Regions from separate parts of the Homo sapiens genome. Here region 1 is linked to region 2. The links are chromatin contacts, found by Hi-C or POLR2A ChIA-PET in ENCODE. All regions are on one chromosome and are shown on one strand. Each heading gives the region's core, a stretch centred on a gene start or an enhancer-like site at or near the end of the contact. The rest is flanking DNA. Distances are from core to core; before and after follow the strand shown. Region 1 overlaps RCHY1 (ring finger and CHY zinc finger domain containing 1). Region 2 has its middle 110 kb from the start of BTC.

What was found. A loop is a pair of places that touch in the nucleus more often than their neighbours do. ChIA-PET counts read pairs that join two places held with the same protein, here RNA polymerase II (POLR2A). Pooled maps may share reads with other maps.
Region 1: a loop to region 2 is called in a pooled map, with 3 times the contacts of the local background. The contact joins two enhancer-like sites. A Hi-C loop is called at or near these places in 1 of 168 maps with a recorded cell type or tissue (mammary epithelial cell) and 3 of 50 pooled maps. POLR2A ChIA-PET finds 5 or more read pairs at or near these places in 1 of 52 experiments (OCI-LY7).

The regions. Positions count from the first base shown.
Region 1 is chr4:75,492,171-75,498,229 of GRCh38, reverse strand. It overlaps RCHY1 (ring finger and CHY zinc finger domain containing 1), which reads left to right. Exons shown (of 9, transcript NM_015436.4): 4 at 4,051-4,129. Among named protein-coding and RNA genes, the nearest start is that of RCHY1, 19 kb to the left of the region's middle. Within about 2 kb of position 3,514, at least 2 of the 41 ENCODE cell types and tissues checked have a DNase peak (open chromatin) inside an H3K27ac peak, as active enhancers do.
Region 2 is chr4:74,679,501-74,685,346 of GRCh38, reverse strand. No RefSeq gene overlaps it. Among named protein-coding and RNA genes, the nearest start is that of BTC, 110 kb to the left of the region's middle. Within about 2 kb of position 2,451, at least 5 of the 41 ENCODE cell types and tissues checked have a DNase peak (open chromatin) inside an H3K27ac peak, as active enhancers do.

The sequences.
Region 1 (6,059 bases), core at 2,265-4,764, 810 kb before region 2:
CTAGGTTTTCCAATTTGTGGTTAAATAGTTGTTCGTAATAGTATCTATCTTTGTATTTCTGTGGTCTGAGTTCTTACGTCTTCTCTTTTGTTTCTGGTTTTTTTTTTTTTAGTCTATTACATTTTTTTTTGATTTTATCTTTTCAAAAACACCAGCTTTTGTTTTATTGGTCTTTTGTATTGTGTTTTTAGTCTCACTCTCATTTTTTTCTGCTCTGCTCTTTATTATTTCTTTCCTTTTACCAATTTTGAGTTTGTGAAGTCTGTCCCGGGGGTAATCCAGTCATTTTTATTTTTCTCCTGTGCACGTCTTCTTTTCTTTCTTTCAAAATAGCTGCTTTTAAGATTTTTTTTCTTTGTCTCTGGTTTTGATAATTAGATTATGACATTCCATTGTATAGTTTTCTTCATGTTGCTTGTGCTTAGGGTTTGTTGAGCTTTTTGAATCCATTGGTTTATAGTTTTTTTCATTAATTTCAGGAAAGTTTTGGCTATTACTATTTCAGATGTTTTTTCGGTCCTCCTCCTTCCCCTGCTTCCTACCTTAGGGATCTCCAATTGCATGTGTTAAAAGAAAAACTTAAGACAAATTAAACTTAACAGAGTTTAAATTAAACTTAACAGAGTTTAAATTAAACTTAACAGAGTTTAATTGAGCAAAGAACGATTTGCAAGGTGGGTAGCTCCAAAATGATAATAGGTTCAGACCAACCTTGGCTCTGCCATGTGGTCAGAGAGGATTTATGGACAGACAAAGGAAAGTGACAGAAAATGAGTAAGGTATGGAAACAGCTGGATTGGTTACAGCTCAGCATTTGCCTTATTTAAACACAGTTTGAACCGAGGACTGCCTGTGATTGGATGAAACTTGGTGATTGATTGGTACTAGAGTAGGTTACTGTAGGTAAACACATCCAGTTAGGTTACAGTTAACTATGTACAGCAAAGCCTTTTAGGACGATCTTAAAATATGTAGGAGGCAGCGTTAGGCTCAACTGAACACATGTATGTTAGGTTGCTTGAAGTTGTCTCACAGCTTACTCATGCTCTGTCGTTTTAAAAAAATTCCCTTTTCTTCCTATTTCATTTCGGATAGTTTCTGTTACTGTGCCTTCAAGTTGACTAACCTTTTTGTTAGCAATATCAAACTTGCCATTAGTTTCATCAGTGTATTTTTAAATCTCAGACATTGTAGTTTTTATGTCTAGAAGTTTGATCTGGGTCTTTAAACATATTTTTCATATTTAATACTTTTTTAATGTAATGGTATACAGTTATAATAACTTTTAATGCCCTGTATTAATTCTAACATCTGTGTCTGTTCTGGGTTGATTGATTGATTATTCTTCTCATTTTAGGTTGTGTTTTTCTGCCTCTTTGTTGCCTGGTTATTGTGGGTTGGATATCAGATGTGATTTTTCTTTTTATCATGTTTAGTGCTGGGTATTTTTGTATTCCTATAAATCTTCTTGAGCTTTATTTTGGGATGCAGTTAAGTTACTTGGAAACAGTTTAGACTTTCTGGGATTTACTTTTCTAATTTGTTAGGTAGATCTACAGAAGGGCTTATCCCAGGGCTATTCTCCACTGTTGAGGCAATATCCTTCTGAATACTCCACCCGGAGCCTGCGAATTATGAGTTTCCCCAGTCTGTTTGATGGGATCAGGCACTGTTCCTAGCCATGTGTGAGTAGTACTGTTCTCATTCTTTAGAAGGTTGTTTCCCTGGCTTTGGGTAGTTTTCTTACATCCATGTGCTGATGGGTATCCTACTAAATATTTCAGAGGTTTCTCTGTGCAGCTCTCTCCTATCTGATGCTCTGTCCTATGAATCTGTCTTGGTTTCTCTAGACTGTCTCAGCTCATCATTTCAATCATGATGTCTTCCTAGCTCACCCTTAGTTCTTCTAACCTGTCCTGGCCTCAAAACTCTCTAGGCAATAAATGAGCAATTTTAGGGCTCACTTACTTTGTTTCTTATCTCTCACAGATCACTCTGTGTTGTTGCCTGATGTTCAGTGAAACTGCTGTTTCATATATTCTGTCTTTTGTCATTATTTTTTCAGATGGGAGGGTAGGTCTGATCTCCGTTATTCTATCTTTGGCAGTAGTGGAAACGTCCCTGCAGAATTTTACTTATGGAGTTTGACAGCCTATTCTAAAGTTCATTTGTAAGAGAAAATTCACAATAGCTGAGTAAATTTTGAAGGAAGGACAACGAAGAGTGGATTGCCGTTCCACATATCAAAACATGATAAAGCTATAGTAATTCAAATAGTTTGCTGTTTGTGCAGGAATAGACGAATAGATAAATATGTGTGTGTGTATATACACAGACAAATATTTATACATATGAATTTATGGCAAAAGTGACATTTCAAATCAGGAAAGGGTAGTATTAAGATAATTGATTATCCATTCGGAAACCAAAAATTGACTCTTCAAACTGTATTCATTAGAGTATGGATTTAGCATCTTGTGACAGAAACCCAAAGTAATGGTGGTTCAAGAAAGGCAGAAGTTCATTTCTCATGGAAATAAATCTGAGTTGTGTAGCTAAACAGGAACTCAGGCTCTTCTTGTTTTTTGCCTTGTCACCCATAAGATATTTTCTTGTCTCTGTAGTCTAAAATGCCTCATATTCTGGTCTGTAGAAAGGCTAGTTAGGTGAAGGGAAGGCATATTTTTCCTCTTGAGGGTACAATGCAGAATTTTCATGTATCTCTTCTGTTCCCAACGTCCAGGTATGTTGGAAAATAGTCTTTATTCAGGACAGTTCTGAATAGCTCAGTGCCTAGCTAAATACCCTATCATTGTAGAAGAAGTGGAGAATAGAAATTTAGGGACAAGTAGCAATCTAACCTTTGCCATATATAGCAAATTTCAAATGGATTAAAGAAAAATATAAAAATGAAAAGCTGTAAGTACTAGAAGTATACATAGGAGAGTCTGTTTATGATCTATAGGTTACAAAAGTTTCCTAAACAAGAGGCAGAAAGCATAAGCTATACAGGAAAATATTGATGACTTTTTACCACATAGTAATTAAAAATGGCTATATGACAAAGTTAAGAGAAATCACAGACCAGAAAAGTAAATATAAAATATGCAAATAAAAAATTGATATTGGTGATATATAAATATAATACATGCGAATGAAAACATTGATATTCATTATATAAATAACTAATATTCATGATATATTTTTTACCAGTAAATTGGTTAAAAACAAATACTTCAGTAGAAAAATGGACAGAACATATGAACAGACAATCCACAGAGAAATCCAAGTAGTTCATTAATGTACAGTCCCTGTCTCATTATTTGTGAAATGCAAATTAAAATGACATCTTTTGTTTGTCTATAATACAAGTAACCATGTTACCCAAAGTGTGGGGAACATGGTTACTCTCATGCAGTGTTGGTGGAAGTATAAATTGGTACTGTCTATTTGGAGGTCAGTTTGGCAGTATCACAATTAATGTTGCAACATCTTCTGACTCAGTAGTTTCACTTCTAGGAATCTCGTAAAAAATAATCAACATGTGAACTAAGTGATGTCTGGACAAGGATGTTTACTGTATCATTGTAGCAACTAAAGATCATAAATTATGATCTTTCTGAGGGAATATTTAAAAAAATTAGTATACATCCATGCCATTAATGTAGCTATTAAGAAGAATGAAGTGGTTCTGTGTAGACAGACATAAAATCCTCAGAATATATCAAGTGAAAAAAAGTTGCAGAATGGCATCTGTAGAAAGAATCCATTAATGTAAGAAATCAAACCCGAAATGTGTGTGTGTGTCTGTGTTTCTCTCTTTTTGCAATTTTATAGAAAAAGAAAAAAAAGCCCTAGAAGGGTAGATACCACTCTGTGTATAGTGCTTACATTTGGAGAGGGATGTTGGGGAGATAGGGATTTATCCCATATTCTCCATTGTGGCTGGAAATTTTTTTTACAGAGACTAAACTTGTGTTTTACATAATGAACAAATCATGACTGTAGTAAAAAATAATCTAATCTTTTGGCTTTCATGTGTTTTGCTAGGATTGGTCCAAAGGAAGATTTTTTCCATTGTTTGAAATGTAACTTATGCCTAGCTATGAATCTTCAAGGAAGACACAAGGTATATAATTTAGTTTGTATAATTTTAAAAATATTACAGTGTTTTTGCAATAAGCTTAACTTCTAATATGTTTTGGAAGCATGCTAATTTTCATGTATTTCCAAGTGCAACTATATTGCTTTTTTGAAAAGCAGTATTAACAAGTAGATATTTTAAAATATGTACCTCAGAATATCTGACCTACAGTTCCTTTTCTTCTCTGTAGTGTAAGAATGCTTATATCACTTACTAGCATAATGTTGGCAACTTCCAAGTTAGTTTATGGATTCTTACCATTGGTACTGCTTTTAAGAATAACTTTAAAACAGGAGAAATACTGAATGGTGTAACCTAATTAGCACAACATTCTAAGAAAATTCAGAAAATATTTTACTATTTCTTTTTATAATTAAGACATACATATTTTAAATCTGGATGTAGGAATTATGTCACAATCCCAGGCCCTTTTTCATTATTTAAAAAAAAATCTAATAAAGTATTACATTATAGTACTGATTCTATCTACTGTAAGAATTTAATTAAGAGAATGGAGGATTGGTGTAAAGTGAAGTGTAAATCGTACTTGTTCAAGTATAGGAAATTCCAGATAAGGCAGAACAGTATAAGTAGCAACATTGTAGCTGTTGAGAGAGAGAGAGACAGATAGACATTAATTGGAAAGAGACTGTTTGAAATCATTTACTTAGCAGTATAGTAGGTTCGATAGAATATAAGAATAAGAAGTTATTGCAGAAATATAATATTAGCTAGAACTTGGCCTAAATAGTAAAGTGGTGAGGAAAATTGAGATGAATAATGAACATATATGATGTGGTAATGGTATTAAGGAAAAAGAATGAGGCAGAGTAAAGATGACTCTGAAGATTTTCAGCCCCAGCTTAAGGTACTTGATTAGTAGATTGTAAATTTTTTGAAGATAAAAGATTGAGTTTGGTTTTTAAACTTGAGTTTGGGGTGATGGCAAGCTATGCTAATGGAGATAGCCAGGAGTCAATAGTATCTTATAGATTACATTTCTATGATGTTCTGGTTTCCAAAGCATGTGTAGTGTGTGTGCACACACTAATTCATTGCATCCTCACCTCAGCATTTACATTCCATCAACTCAGAGATGCCACTGATGATCAGATATGTTGTAATTGTGGGGATGTTAAAATGTATGTGTGAGGTGCACTTTAGAATCAAATGAAATATGTATTAATTTTATTTTATAAATAAGAAACGTTAAGACTAAAGTGGTGGCTAGTCCAAAATCTCAAGGGCTGGTAAATAGCAGAGCTAGGATTACAGTCTAGATTTTTAAACTTACTATTAAGCTTATTATTTTGAGGGTTTTTCTCCCCACTATACTGTCATCTTTCAAAAACTTACATCTATTTTTTTGTTATGGTTTTTTTTGTTATGTTGTTTTTCAGTTATCTTTTATTGTCTATATTACTAAGTGGTCCTGCCATCTATTAAGTGCTTCCGTTAAAAACCTGGGAGTCTTCCATGGCACAGTGCTTTCCCTTACCTCCTTGGATTTAATCAGACATTACATCTTGTCAAATTAAGAACTCTGGCTCTGAAGTTAGCCTGCTGGAGCTCCAGTTTAATTCTGCCTCTTATTAATGTGTGACTTTGGAAGTTCCTTAGCTTCTCTAGGCCTCCACTGCTTTAACTGTAAAATGGTATAACAATCATAGCCTATTTCATCTAGGATTGTGAGATTTAATTGATCTTATACAGGTACTGTGCTGAACATGGCATGTAGTAAATTTCAATAATATGAACTATTATTACCAATATTATTAGTAAGTTGAGCTTACTAATTTAGGTCACTGGCTTTGGAGTAAAACATACATAATATGCAAAGGTTCCAAATCTTATTATCTTTGGATCTTGGGTAAGTGTCTTGAATTCCTAAGTCACTTTCCTTATTTGTGAAATG
Region 2 (5,846 bases), core at 1,202-3,701:
ATTTTTAAGTGCACATTTCAGTGGCGTAATGTGTAACCATTGCCACCATGCAGCCACAGACCTCTTATTCTGCAAAACTGAAATTCTGTACCCATTTAACAATAACGCCAAGCTTTACCCAACCCCCAGCCTCTGGCAACCAAAATTCTATTTTATGTCTCTATAAATTTGACTACTCTGGGTACCTCATATAAGTAGAATCATATAGTATTTGTCCTTTTGTGACTGGCATATTTTACTTAGCATAATGTTCTCAAGGTTCATCCATGTTATAGCATGTATCAGAATTTTATTCATTTTTAAGGCTGAATAATATTCTATTGTAAATACCATGTTAAGTTTATTCATTTATCTATTAATAGATTTTTTTCCCACCTTTTGACTATTGCAAATAATGCTGCTTTGAATATGCATTATTAACTGAGTTCTTGCTTTAAGGTCGTTCAGATATATGCCCATAAGTGGAATTGATAAATCATACGACAATTCTATTTTTAATTTTTTGAGGAGCTGCCATACTGCTTTCCAAAGCAGCTGACTATTTTACTTTATCACCAACAGTATACAAGGGTTCCAATTCCGCCACATCCTCTCCAACACTCATTTTTGTTTTCTTTTCTTTTAAAAAAATCTAGCCATTCTAATAGGTGTGAAGTAGTATATCATTGTAGCATTGCTTTGCATTTTCCTAATGATTATTGATGCTGAGCTTTTTATGTATTCGCTGGCCATTTTTATATCTTCTTTGGAGAAATATCTTACAAATCCTTGCCCATTTTTAAAATTTGAGTTGTTTGCTTTTTGTTGCTGACTTTTAGGAGTCATTTATATATTCTGCATATTAACCCCTTATCAGATATGTGATTTGCAAATGTTTTTGACTATTTCATGGGTTTCCTTTTTATTCTGTTGGTGTGTCCTTGTCCAACATATTTTTGACAAAGATGCAAAAGCAATTCAATGGAGAAAGAAGAAAGAATAGCCTTTTCAACAAAAAAGTGAATCTCAACCTGTCTCACACTTTATACAAAAAATAACTAAAAATGTATCACAGGCATAAATGTAACACCTAAAAATAAAAGTTTTAGAAAAAAACAAGAGAAAATTTTTTAGATCTAGGCCCAGGCAAAGAGTTGTTAGACTTGATACCAAAAGCATAATCTGTCAAAGGAAAAAGTGACATAGTGGATTTCATCAAATTGTAAAACTTTTGTTTTGTTAAAGATCCCATTAAGAGGATGAAAGACAAACTACAGAGTAGGAGAAAATATTTGCAAACCATATATCTGACAAAGGATTAGTAGCCAAGCAACTTTCAAAACTCAACAGTTAAAGAAAAACAACAAACAATCGAATTTGAAAATTAGCCAAAGACATAAAGAGACATTTTACTGAAGGATATATATATAGATGACAAATAATCACATGTTCAAGTGAGGCAGAGCTAGAGGGCCAAATAAAACACTCCAGTTTTTTGAGAAATTCTTTTTTGACAGCAGTGAGAGAAATGGCACCATACCCATTCACAGGAACACCAAACTGAACAACTATCCACACAAAAAACCACCTTCATAAGAACCAGAAATCAGGTAAGGCATCACAGTACCTGGTTTTAACATCATATTAAAGAGAGAGGCACTGAATAGGGCAAGAAAGACAGTCTTGAATCACCTACAGCACCTCTCCCGCACCTCCTGGCAGCAGTTGCATGACACAGAGAGAGAATATGGTGCTTGCTGGAGGGAAGGCGCAGTGATATTGGGACTTTGCATTGGAACTCAGTGTTGCCTTGTCATAGTAGAAAACAGCACATGTCAGAATTCAGTTGGTAACCACAGGGGCACATTTAGACCAGCCCTAGCCAGAGGCAAATTGTCCATCCCAGTTGTCAGAACCTGAGTTATGGCAAGTCCCACCATCATGGGCTAAAGTGCTCTGGAGTTCTTAATAAACTAGAAAGTCAGTCTAGGTCACAAAGACTGCAATTCCTGGCAAGTTCTGGTGCTGTGCTAGGCTCAGAACCAGTGAACTTGGAGTGCACATGAGATACAAGCCTGGGTGGCCAAGTAGTCCTTGTGTCACCCCTCCCTCAACCCCAGGCAATATAGCTTGCAGCTCCAGAAGAGACTTCCTCCTTCTGCTTGAGGAGAGGAGAGGTGAGAATAGAAGGACTCTGTTTTGCAACTTGGATGCCAGCTCAGCTACAGTGTAATAGGGCACCAGGAAGAGTCCTGAGGCTCCACTTCCAGGACCCACCTCCCAGAAAACATTTCTGGGCACACTCTGGGCCAGAAGAGAACCTGCTGCCTTGACAGAAAGGACCCAGTCCTGGTAGGATTCATGGTCTGCTGACTCACGAGCCCTTCAGCCCTGAATAATCAGCAGTGGTAGTCAGGCAGTACTTGCCAGGGGCCTTCGATAAGACTCAGAACTGTGCTGGCTTCAGGTATGACTCAGCACATTCCCAGTTGTGGTGGCTACAGTGAGAGAGTCCTGCTTGAGGAAAGGGGAGGGAAGAGTGGAAAGGGCTTGGCCTTGTGGCTTGGTTGCCAGGTCAGCCACAGTAAAATAGTGCACCAAGGAGATTCCTGACTCTAGGCCTTGGCTCCCAGAAGACATCTCTAGACCTCACCTGGAGCCACAGGCAACTCACTGCTCTGAAGAGAAGGGCACCAACCTGGTTGGATTCACTACCTGCTGATTGTAGAACCCTTGGGGTTTGAGTGAACATAGGCAGTAGCTAGGCAGTTGTCACTGCAGGCCTTGCACATCACTGCAGAGCCACTGCATTATTGGGTTTGGGGTGCACCCTAATGCATATAAATCTGCAGTGACCAAAGACTTAAGTCATAACACCTAAGTCCCTTCAAATACTTGGAAAACCTTCCTAGGATAAATTGGTACAAACAAGCTCAGACTGTGAAGACTACAATAAATACTTGACTCTATGAACATCCAGACACTAATGAACATCCACAGGCATCAAGACCATCCAGGAAAACACGACCTCACCAAATGAATTAAGGTACTCACCAGATACTAATCCTGGAGAGGCAGAGATATGTGACCTTTCAGAAAGAGAATTCAAAATAGTTATTTGAGGAAGCTCAATGAAATTAAATATAACACAGAGAAGGAACTCAGCATTCTATCATATAAATTTAACAAAGAGATAGAAATAACTTAAAAGAATCAAGCAGAAATACTGGAGCTGAAAAATGCAATTGACATAGTAAATAATGGATCAGAATCTTTTAATAGCAGAATCGATCAAGCAGAAGACAGAATTGGTCAGTTTGAAGACAGGCTACTTGAAAATTCAGACTCAGAAGAGACAAAAGAAAAAAGAAGAGAAAATAATGAAGGATGCCTATATGATCTAGAAAATAGCCTTAAAAGGGCAAATTGTAGTGTATTGGCCTTAAAAGAGGATCTTAAACAAGAGATCAGAGTAGAAAGTTTATTCAAAGAGATAATAACAAAGAACTTCTCAAACCTAGAGAAAGATACCAATATTCAAGTACAAGAGGATTATAGAACACCAAGCAGATTTAATCCAAATAAGACTACTTCAAGACATTTAATAATAAAACTCACAAAGGTCAATGATAAAGAAATGATTCTAAAAGCATCAAGAGAAAATTAAAAAAATTAACACACAAGGGAGCTCTAATATGTCTGGCAGTAGACTTCTCCATTGAAATCTTACAGGCCTGGAGAGACTGGCATGCCATATTTAAAGTGTTGAGGCAAAAACGTTTGCCCTAGAATAGTGTATCCAATGAAAATATCCTTCAAATCTGAAGGAAAAATAAAGACTCTCCCAGACAAATAAAAGCTGAGGGATTTTATTAACACCAGACCTGTCCTATGAGAAATGCTAACGAGTGTTCTTTAATCTGAAAGAAAGGGCATTAATGAGCAATAAGAACTCATCTGAAAGTACAGAACTCACTGGTAATATTAAACACACAGTAAAACACTAAGTAATATTACTAATTACTAAACATTACTAATATTAAAACATTATGATTGTGAAGTACAAACAATTCATATCTTTAGTAGAAACACTAAATTGAACTGATCGGAAATAATAACTACAACTTTTCAAGACATAGACAGACATAATATAACAAAACATAAGTAGAAACAACAAAAAGTTAAAAAGCTGGGTGATGAAGCTAAATTTTAGAGCTTTTTTACTTGTCTCTTTGCTTATTAGTTTGTTTACACAATCAATGTTGCCATTAGTTTAAAATACCAAGATATAAAATATTATTTGCAAGCCTAATGGTAACCACAAATCAAAAAGCATGCAACAGATACACAAAATGTAAAAAGCAAGAAATTGGAACATACCACCAGAGAAAATCACCTTCACTGAAAGAAATTCAGGAAGAAAGAAAAGAAACAAAACAGACAGAAAACAAATAACAAGATGGCAGGAGTAAGTCTTTACTTATTAATAATAACACGGAATATAAATTGACTAAACTTTCCAAAGAAAGACATAGAGTAGCTGAATAGATTTAAAAAAGGAAGACCCAACTATTGGTTGCTTACAAGAAAGACATTTCAACTATAAAGACAGACACAGATTAAAAAGAAAGGGAAGGAAAAAGATATTCCATGCAAATGGAAACCAAAAAGAGCAAAAGTAGCTATACTTATATTGGACAAAATGATTTCAAAACAAAAAATAAAAACTATATAGAGACAAAGAAGGTCATTATATAATGATAAAGGAATCAATTCAGAAAGAGAATATAACAATTGTAAATGTATGTGCACCAAACACTGGAGCACCCAGATATATAAAGCAAATATTATTAGAGCTAAAGAGAGAGATAAACCCCAATACAGTAATAGCTGGAGACTCCAAAACCTCACTTTCAGCATTGGACAGATCATCCAGACTGAAAACCAACAAAGAAATATCAGGCTTACTCTGCACTCTAGACAAATGGACCTAATAGATATTTACAGAACATTTCATTCACAAGCTGCAGAATACACTTTCTTTTCCCCAACACATGGGGAAACAAGTCTTAAAACATTCAAAAAATTAAAATCATATTAAGTATCTTCTCTGACAAGAATAAAATAAATGTAGAAATTAATAACAACAGAAACTTTGGAAACTATAAAAACTTATGGAAATTAAACAATAGGCTCTTGAATGACCAGTGGATCAACGAAGGAATTAAGAAGGAGATTGAAAAATTTATTGAAACAAACATTAATGGAAACAAAGCATTACAAAATCTGTGGGATACAGTGAAAGCAGTACTAACAGGAAAGTCTATAGCAATAACTGCCTACTTTAAAAAAGTAGAAAAACTTCAAATAAACAACATAACAATGCATCTTAAAGAACTAGAAAAGCAAGAGCAAAATAAGCCCAAACTTAGTAGAATAAAATAAATAATAATGATCAGAGCAGAAATACATGAAATAAAAATGAAGAAAAATACCAAATCTTACCAAAAGGTTGTTTTTTGAAAAGATAAACAAAATTGACAAACCTTTAGCCAAACTAACTAAGAAAAAAAGACAGAAGACCCAAATACATAAAATCAGAGATGAAAAAGGAGATATTACAACCAATACCACAGAAATTCAAACGATCATTAGTGGCTACTATGAGAAACTATATGCTAATAAGTTGGAAAACCTAGAGGAAATTAATAAATTCTCAGACACATATTACCTTCCAAGACTGAACCATGAAGAAATCCAAAACCTAAACAGACCAATAACAAGTAATGAGATTGAAGCTATAATAAAACGTCTCCCAGCAAAGAAAAACCCAAGACCTGATGCCTTCACTGCTGAATTTTTCCCAA